2 separate regions of the Homo sapiens genome follow, and region 1 is linked to region 2. The links are chromatin contacts, found by Hi-C or POLR2A ChIA-PET in ENCODE. All regions are on one chromosome and are shown on one strand. Each heading gives the region's core, a stretch centred on a gene start or an enhancer-like site at or near the end of the contact. The rest is flanking DNA. Distances are from core to core; before and after follow the strand shown.

What was found. Hi-C counts contacts between places; a loop is a spot of excess contacts on that map. ChIA-PET counts read pairs that join two places held with the same protein, here RNA polymerase II (POLR2A). Pooled maps may share reads with other maps.
Region 1: a pooled map shows a loop between it and region 2 (2.8-fold over the local background). The contact joins the enhancer-like site here to the promoter of LINC01791 in region 2. A Hi-C loop is called at or near these places in 1 of 168 maps with a recorded cell type or tissue (mammary epithelial cell) and 8 of 50 pooled maps. POLR2A ChIA-PET finds 5 or more read pairs at or near these places in 2 of 52 experiments (A673 and Panc1).

What each region holds. Positions count from the first base shown.
Region 1 is chr19:31,336,735-31,341,846 of GRCh38, forward strand. All of the region lies in intron 1 of TSHZ3 (teashirt zinc finger homeobox 3), which reads right to left. TSHZ3-AS1 (TSHZ3 antisense RNA 1) reads left to right here. Exons shown (of 3, transcript XR_002958388.2): 1 at 1-5,112. Among named protein-coding and RNA genes, the nearest start is that of TSHZ3, 10 kb to the right of the region's middle. RefSeq lists an enhancer at 4,069-4,593. Within about 2 kb of position 3,762, at least 6 of the 41 ENCODE cell types and tissues checked have a DNase peak (open chromatin) inside an H3K27ac peak, as active enhancers do; they include A673, where a contact is called at or near this core.
Region 2 is chr19:31,164,677-31,169,280 of GRCh38, forward strand. It overlaps LINC01791 (long intergenic non-protein coding RNA 1791), which reads left to right and starts at 2,834. Exons shown (of 5, transcript NR_147209.1): 1 at 2,834-2,913; 2 at 3,009-3,157. It also overlaps a transcript of TSHZ3 not described here.

The DNA.
Region 1 (5,112 bases), core at 2,512-5,011, 170 kb after region 2:
CTGAAGACCCCAGCCTGTGCCTCCTCACCAGCCAGGAAAGCCAGAGATTTTTAACAAAAAGTTAGAACTTTGTGTCAAGCCCTTCAAGCAAACAATAAATATTACTTCTGTTCATAATCAGACTTCTCTCCAGCATCGTCTTTGAATGTTGAACCTTTTTCAATTAATTAAAAACTATGCACTGCAGAGTGCATATTTTATCAGCCCTCAGCTGCTTAAGTGTCTAGAAAAGACCAGGCAGTTTTTCTTTCTTTCTTCCTTTCTTTTTCTTTTTTTCTATTTTTTTTTTTTTTTTTTACAGGCAACCCAGAGCAAGTACTTGCAAGGGTCATATCTTTTTAATTATCTTTTCTCTCTTTGATTAATTATTCCGTCTGACAATAGCGTGTTTCTAATGCTATTCACCTGCCTTTGATGATTGACAACTTTTCTGTCTGATTCAGAGCAAACAGCTGCTGCCACAATCTCCTAGCAACCCGGGTGTGATGGATGAGCCCCCAAGATGGATGGCTGCAATAAATCATGTCTCCAGCCATAAAACTGAGAAAAGGGGATAAGAAGAAAAGCGAACAAAAAACAAAACAAGGTTTCTTCCCATGAGTGCACTCAGTTCCTTACCAATTATACCTGAAATGGACTTTGCACCTATTAATAGCAAAGTTTTTCTAATCAGTAAAAATGGGATGATGGCATTTGTATCAAAGGTGTTTACAATTGTTCCTGCAAATTGGCACTTGTACTCCAATCACCTTCAACACTGCCCAAGTGCAAGGGCAGATGATCAAAGTTTTGCCTTCTTCCACGAAGTCTCAGCAAGGAACAACATCACCTTTGTACCACTGGCTACAATTCCAGGCACCAACAAAGAATACCAATCTGATTCTACCCAATTTTTGGCAGCAGCTGGACAACACCAAAAGTAAATTCTAAGTCATGCTGAATGCAGTGCAAAGTGTTAGGCTGCGAATAAAGTTATTTCAAAATAAACACACACACACACACACACACACACACACACAAAGTTGCCTGGAGTTGATGAGTGAATCAGTACCATTTCCATTTCTTTCCTGTTCATGGCAGTTGCAGGCGTTTTACATGTCAGGGAAAAGTTTGTCCCAGAAGCAGCAAGATAGGAACATTCAGCCCTTTCACAAATTCTAGATTCTCATTTCTTTAGGTAGAAAAACTCTTCCGTTCTAACTTTCTATCCCATCATTCTTAAAAATTAATGTCCACACTGTAAGTCATACAACAAGCCTTTGATTTCATTAGCAACCCCAAATAAAGTCACATATTTAATAGAATCCCTGCCAATTAAATTTGCACTATCGGGGCTCTCCCAGTAGTGTAGATCCAGCAGGAAGGCCTAGAGTTTCTGCTTTCCTTTTTCCACCAGGGAAGCAGGCTGCAAGGCCTCTTGCAGCAGAAGAGGTGGAAAGGCCAGAGCTTCACCGACTCCTCAGGCAGCTGGGGGCTGTGTCAGTGAACCAGGCTGCGTCCCTGAGTACTTCCAGTAGGTGGGGGTGTCCTGGTGCACACAGCTCAAGGGTGCAAACCCAGAAGCGATTAACTGGCAGGGCTTGGGAACAGCTGTCCACATCAGGCCTGGTGGGGGTCTGCTGGGGCCCTGCAGAGGGGACAGAGCTCAGACACAAAGGGGAAGAGGCTGCTGGGAGCCCGGGCAGGGAGCCGCAAAAGATTATTTTTTATCTGAAATATTCCTGAGACGTGGAAGTCTTTACGTTTCTTCATTCTCACACTACTAACCAAGCCAACCAAAAGATTTTTTTAATAGTTATATTGTGCTAAGCTTTTCAGATACGGTGTTGGTTTTTCTTTTTTTTTTCTTTTTTTTTTTTTTTTAGCATGACACGGAGTTTAAAAAAAATCAGACAAGGGTTCTGGCTTCAGCAACTGCAGCTCTGTTTATATTTTAATGTTTTGTACGTGACTGCTTCTGTGGGGGAAGAAAAAGAGGGAGAGAGAAAGTTGCCTGTGAGCTTTAGTGTAAATCACAGATACTTCATTTTTCTCTGTGTCCTTGGAAATTATTCAAAATTAAAGCCTTCCTCCCTCCATCTTTTTTTTCTTTCTTTCTTTCTTTCTTTTTTCTTTTTTTTCCAGTGGGGGAGTCTTCTGTATTGCACATGCGAGGGTTTGTGTCTGGTCAGCTGCAATGAGAAGGCAAGGCCAATCGATAGAAACACACACACAGGCCCCTACCCTGCCCCAGCTTGTCCGACTCTCAAGTTACAGGTTTACACGGCAAGTCTAAATAATATTCAAAATGATAAATGGTACCCGAAGCCCGGCATCCACCATCAATCTTTTTTTAAGGAACATCCATCTTCAATAACGCACGTTTGAATCATGTGAAGTCAGGAGCCCTGAGATTCATTTCTACCACCCTTTGCAAGCCAGGGTGGCTTGAATGATACCTGTCAACCTTTTTCTTTTTTCTTTTTTTTTTCTCTCCCCTTGACTAATGGGGAAAAAAAAAGGCAGGGAAAAGAGAAAAGGAATGAGAAAGGGGGGAAAAAAAGTCAGAAGAGTGTCAAAGGCTGAACAGTGTGGTTTAGCAGATAATATGAATGAGCATAACCTCTCCCGTGCCTCTGCCAATCTCCCACCCGCCACGCCACGCACCCAGCCATCCAGAAGCAGGCTCTACCCCCTTCTCCCCTGCCCAGCCTCTTTCCTCCCTTTCCCTCTTGCCAAATCAGCAGAGCTCCCTCCTGCAAGCCACAGGGTACAGTACCAAGAGGAGGAAGAGACAGCCTCACATGGACCTGGGCTTCCCTCCCCTCCCCGTAGTCTGGCTGGGGCCCATATGATAAATGACATATGTCATTCTGTCAGGAGGGAAGGGTGGGTCAGTGATGTATGACTCTGCTGAAAAGGAAATCGACTGTTTGGCATGGTGCAGCTCTTCTCCACCAGGATTTAGTTTCAGAACTCTGAAATGAATTCTCCGACGTTTCAAGTGCATACTTAGGGCAGGGTGATGGGAGGCCTGGGAAATCGTACTCCATCCTCCCACTGCCCTTCCCATGGCAAAAAGGAAAAAAAAAAGGGGGGGGCGTTCTGCTGCTGATACCTGCAAAAGGCCACGCACGTGTCGAAGTCCCTAGCTGTCGCAACACCGTGGGTTATTTAAAAAAATTGACTTTAAAAAAAAAAAAAGAAAGAAAAGAAATCAAGTGGAGTCAGGTTAGCCCTTTTATTTATTTATTTTTTAATGGCAAAGGGCTGACACAAAAGCAAGATAAAAATTAGCATGTTTGAAGTAATCGTCCCGCAGCTTGACATCTGCATAGTAAATTTTAAAGGAAAAAAATGTGTCAGACAGCCATGAGCCGCCTCGCCCTCCCCCTTTCATTAGCTCACTGCCAGGGTGGCACTGCTGAACCTCATTATGGCGAGAGGATTTATGAAGCTGAACCCAATGGCAAAGAAAAGGCATCTGTCAATAATTGTAGGGAGCTGCACTCACAGCTTTGAAATCTCATTAAGTATGCAGTTATCAGGCATAAAGATCAAAAACATTACTCAACTCCGACAGAATCTTATGGAGGAACATTAATTAGCAACAGGCCTACAGTACAAAAAAAAAAAAAAAAAAAAAAAAAACCACAGACTTCCTCTCACACCTGCCCAACCCACAAACCTAAAGCAACACTCCCCCTCCCGCCTGAAAAAAAATAATTCCCAGCATCTGAAACTGATCAAGAACATGAAACAAGAGAGACGCACACAGAAAAGGGGAAAGGGAGGGAAGGGGTGGGCGGCGGGCAGGGAGGAGGGGAGAGGGAGGGCGGGGAAATTCAGTTGAGAAAGCCTTGGCGGTGAGGAGAGAAAAGGAAGAAGCTGTCAAACTTGAGAAGGATGTCAGTGCGGGCCCTGATTACTGGGGCCTATGGAGTTCTCAGACCTTTTATCATCATCACCATCAAAACCAGTCTAGGAGTCACTACCGGGAGGACTGGGGGCTGCAGGTTTGCAGCCCAGGCCCAGGGCCCAGACCCCAGGACCCTCTCCTCCAGCCCCTGCTTACCTGGCAGGCAGGAGGCTGCAGGGCCAAGACCCAGGAGGCAGGCCCCGCTTTCCCCAGCCAGTCTGCACCCAGCCAGCTAAAGCTGGCAGCAAGACCTGCCTTCACAGGCTCTGGACACAGGCCAGGGAACCACTGCGTTCACCTTCCATCTCTCAACCACTGTAACACACCTTTTTCTTCCTCCAAAGAGACTGCAGCATCCCCTTCTCACACAGGCACCTTCTGTTATTTGATTTCTGTGTGCAATCCCTTACTGAAAAATACAATATAGATGGGGGAAGGCACGTGGAAACTGCCAAGCTGACCCTGAGTCCCGAGGCCTCCAGACCTCTGTAACACTTGGGACAAGGTGCAGCTCATTACGGGTGTCCAGCAGATCCACACACTAGTTTGACTCTAGGATCTCCAGGAAGGTAAAATTAAATGGCAAGTTTCCTACCCCACCACATTCTAGCCTCTTGCAAGATGCATTGGCAAAGAGTAATGTACATAATGTACATGTGTTTCAGAAGCATCCCACAAGTATTGCGCACTTGGGGTCTCAGGCAAACTTCCCTGATGTCCTGTGGTGGTCTGGATCCAGGGTAGGTGCACAGAGGCCTGATGGGGTGGGAGTGTGTCTCAAATACCACACAGGTTTCAGTCCAACAGGCAACATCAGCCACTCCCGGACATGTCATGCAACAGTGAGGCACCATCTGTAGCCCCCACCCCCATGAAAGGTGTAGGAAAATAATAAAGTAGATATCCTGCATGTTATTTCCCTTATTGCACTGTTATAGAAAGGTGGCCTTCTCTGTTCACCTGCTAGCATGCACTCACTCTCTCTCTCTCTCTCTCTGACACACACACACACACACACACACACACACACACACACACAGCACTTCCCACAGTCCCACACCATAAGAAAACCTACAGAACAGCTCCTTTGATCCGAATCCTCTGCTAGCATTCTCCTGGCTCCTCACTCACTCCTAGGCCACATTCTTCCCTGGTTCCACGGCTACTTCTGAAGTGTTTACCTCTCTGGTCTACTCAGAAGACAATGGTCACCT
Region 2 (4,604 bases), core at 1,584-4,083:
AGCCAGGGAATTCAAAGATTTTAAGGACGCTGCGTGCATGAAGGCTCCTGTTCCAGCAGCTCTCCCCGGGGTGAGGTGCAGCTCCCACCAAGCTCTCCTCCTTTCCCCCCTTTGTGGCTGCTGCGGTGGTTTTCCCTCTCTGCAACAGGACATCAAATGGTTAATACACCACCCATCGTCTTTGATTTATGAAGTGGCCGATTGGACCAGGAAACACAACACAGACAGCCTTCTCACTTGCAGGGGAGACCCCAGAGAGCAGTAATTCTGTGCATAAAAGCGAGCGGCAGCCTCGGGCCTCAGTGGTGGTGGAAAGCCCACCCTGCCGAGCCCGTCCCGGGGATGATGCCAGGGCCGGCGTTTGTTCCTGCTCTGTGCAGGGACAGAGGCGGCTTTGTCACCTGGCCCCTGTCGTCCACCCAGCCCCGGAATCTCCGCTGCCCAGCCTTTGCCCTGAGAACTGAAGTGCAGCCCTGCCCCGGTCACCGCTTAGCGGTTCCTTTCAGCGTCTGCCAATCTATCAAGATTCAGCTACCGCTGTGAACCCATCAACTCCATGGAAAGGAAAAAAGGAACCCTCACCACAGCAATTATTTATCCTGGCCTGAACTTCAGGTGACCTTTCCCAGGTCCACAGAAGTTGCAGATGGGAGCACCTTGGTGTGTAGGATTTTTTCCCCACTGTGTCCTTTTAAAAAACACATTTTTTTTCATGACATGAACCTCTTTTGCAAAATTTTCTTTTGCAAAAAGATCTTTGGGTGGTCTATAAGACCACAACAGGGGTGGAACATTGGCCTACCTAGAGCACAGATTGGATGTAAACGAAGTCATCCAAAGATAAAATAAACGAAGAAACAAAAACTGTGACCTCATGGGGATGGTTTCAGAGAAGACCCGAGTGCAGCTCACCCACAGGCCAGCTCAGCCCTCGGACAAAAATAAGGGGCTGTTCTGCACCAAAGGCTCTGCCCTGACCCGGGGAGATCCAATATTGTAAACTCTGTGGGTGGGTATTTGTGTGTGTCCCCGAATCAGAGAAAAATCCAGGCCATAACAAGGACTATGCAGGGTGTAACTCCCCGTGTAAATTTAAAGTGACCTAAGGGACATAATTACATAAATCTCATCATGAGACAATATACTTTTTATTTGTTTGAATTTTATTTGTATTGGTAAAACTGACCTGAAACTGACACAAGTTTATTAGAAAAAGGACTCTGTAAAAGCAAGTGGGCTGGTCTTCTTATTTAAGATGGATGTGCCGACTTCTAGTATGATTAGAGAAATGGATAACTCACTAACATCTGTGCAAACTACAATAAAAAGGGATTTAGTGTTACCCCAAGGAAGGCAAGAGAGGCTGTCTGTCCATTAAACGCTTTATTACAGCGCCAGCAGCTTTTTTCTAATTCAGTTATTCCTGCACAGCGTTCAGCACTCTGACTGCCTGTCAACCCACCAGACAGTGCTCGGGGCTGGGAGGTTTTGTGCAAGGTAGGTGACAATCAAATGAGCCACTGAGAAGAGAGGGGAGCCTGACCCTCGTGAAGGATTAACTACAGAAAGTGAGTGTGATCATGTCACACCATTACTTAGAATTTTCACAGTCAATTTCTGAAAATATGAGATAAGTTCTTAAAGAGGCAGTTGTCTCAGGAGCTAAGCAGACCCAGTGTGGTTTTGTTCCATGTGACAGGGCAGGGAGCCTGGAGAAAGAGTAGGGACTTCGAGGGAGAGGGAACAGGTGGCATCAGCACTGTGCCTATCCTCTGTAGGGCATTCTAGAGCCAGGCCTTGGAGCAACTGGCTCCCAGGAAGGCTGCAGCCAAGAAGGGAGAGGATGGAGAGATGCCTTCTGGGACCAAGATGCCATATATCCCTCCTCCACTGGATGCTGGAATCCAGCCTCTCCTGGGGTCAACTGGGCTAATGAACATGACCCTTTGGTGATCATATTAGGCTTTGGGTTCACAGGAAGCCTGTCTAGGGCAGTCAAGATGCCGGTGCTGGGATGAAATGTCCATCTTCTATCACTCCTTTTCACCCCTGCAACTGCTACAACCAATATCATCATAAGCTTCCCCAAAAGACTATATGCCCCTACGGCATGCAAAAAGATCCAGTCCCACAGGAGCTCACAAGCCACATGCTTAAGAAAAGTACTATATGCTCAACACAAATATACTTGAGATATATATTTTCAAAGCCTGGCAAAGGTAGATGACAGTACAAGGAAGCATGGCACATTTTGGGGCCAGAGATGAGTCTGTCCCTCATTTATAGATGGCAGATCTTTAACACAAAAAGGGGAAGGCTCCACCCAGAGCACACGCAATCTTTGGGAAGTGGAGCTGAGACCGGAGCCCCATGTTCCTGATCTCCTGACCAACAGAAGTTATGCTACAGGGCTTCACGCAGTAGGGCTTTTTGAGAAGATGGACTGGAAATGTGATTTCTTCCTTTGCATCTATATATTTAAATGAGAAAAGTAAACCACAAACCTCTAAGCTTGGTTCTGCTAAAGTAATTTAACATCTGCTGCCACCTGAATGTAATTGAAACAATTCATTATCAAATTTACTGATCTGCTTAATGATTTTGTATTTCTCTTTCAAAATCACCTTCCTCCTAAGCTAGCCTAGGTAAATTACCCTTTGCTTCAAATCTGAGAGATTGAAGGGACCTGGGAGAACATCCAATTCAAGCCCCCTCACTTTAAAAATGGTGTAACAGTGTTTTGTGTGTCCATGGTGAGGTTGCAGACCTTTATCGAGGTCACAGAGCAAGTCCAGCAAGAGTTGAACACAGGCTGCCAGAATTCCACCCTTGTCTCATTCCGAGATTGTGTGCTGAGGGTTTTCAACTGCATCTCTAAAGGGAAGGCCAAAGAAAGAGCAACAGGAAAGGATGGTAAAAAGGGGGTAGAAAGGAAGAAGGAAGGGAAGAAAAAAGGGAAAACAGCAAGCTCTCTTTCCAGAGCCACACATTTTTTTCTGTTTGCTCAGTGGCAGTCTGTTAAAGAAATACTTCATTGTCACTGAACACAGAGTCATTAAAGGCACCTTGGAAATTTGGACCCTTTTACTAGAATCAGGGCTTAAATAGCAACTTAATTTATGACACTTCTCGAGGCTGATGGCGTTTTTGCTCTAAGGTAAGGTCATCTCAGTATATACCCCTCCCGTCGCTTCCCTTTAGAACACGCAGAGGCGTTTCCTCTTTACTTTCAAGTTACTGATTATTCAACTGCTCAAATGTAAGTCACATATGTATGTAGGCACGTTTGAGTCCACGGTGTGTTTCTAAAAGAGAGCTCTTTTATATCTGCCTGTAAAAGAGGAGAGCTCAAAGATGGGGGAACCCACAAATAAGCAAGTGAATAATTAGATCAGAGATAGATGCCACCTTTTCTCAGTGTTAAAACTGTGAGGGGAAAAAGTACTCGTGCATAATTGACATAATTGATCTAGTATTTTTTTTTCCTTTTTGCTGCAGTAATTTTTATGCATGCCATTGTTGCTGTTATTATCCAAGATGTGATCTTGCGTGGTTGATAATACAGGCTAGATATGAATACGCGTACGCACCAGCCAATCACAAATCTATAGTGTCTATTTCTGCATCACCAGGTGCTATCTCATGGGAAATATCCTCTTTTTTGGCAGGCACACAGAGCACTGCATTATCTGTCATTTTCATTAGATTCAAGCTACAGCTGGGCCAAAAAGACTTAGTTCTAGCATATGTGCTCAAAATGGCCAAGCTGCGATTGTCCAAATTCACCCTTTCAAGATTGCATTACTGAACAACTGGAGCCAAAGCTAGAAATTGGAGAGAGCAAAGCGCCTGAATTCCACTTGGAAAATGGCAAACACCATAGGCTCTGAAGATTGAAGCGTATTATCATGACTAACTCAAAGGGTCAGAGGAGACACTGGCTTCCACCAGCAAGCTCAACGTCTTTTGGCACATCTGAGGTGGGGATGGAAGCTGCAAGAGCCTAGATTTTGACACCACTTAACAAAGAAAAGCCAATGTCTTTCATTCCCCTCTGTGCCTTTCAGTATACCTTGGCCATGTGGAATGCAATAGGTTCTGTACCCAGGTCTTGACCTGGGCCAGCTGGTCTTGAGCCCCGTAGGACGTAGTCTGTGGCCTGCTGCATACTTGGATAGTGTGGGGTGTATAAAAAGCAACTCATCCTGAGGGAGAAAAGCATCCAACTGTCATAAGCTTGAGTCTCCATGCAAGTCTCCACTATTTTATAAATTCAGTTCTTTATGTGAACATGCGAAGAAGACATATTGAAAAATTAGCCCCACAAAGAAATAAATACAAAAATCCCCACTCCAGGTTGCTGGAAATGGGAGAACCACAGGGCTGGGGAAGATGGTCACTCCACCCAGTGGACTTCATGTTATTTGAAGCAGACATTGAAAAAAAAAAGAGAGAGAGAGAGAGAGACTAGTTGTTCAAGCAGAGAAAAAGAAAGTAAAAAGGCCAGTGGGAATGTAAAATAGTGCAGCCACTGTGGAAACAGTACAGGGGTTCCTCAAAATATTAAACATAGAATAACCATATGACCCAGCAACTCCGCTATT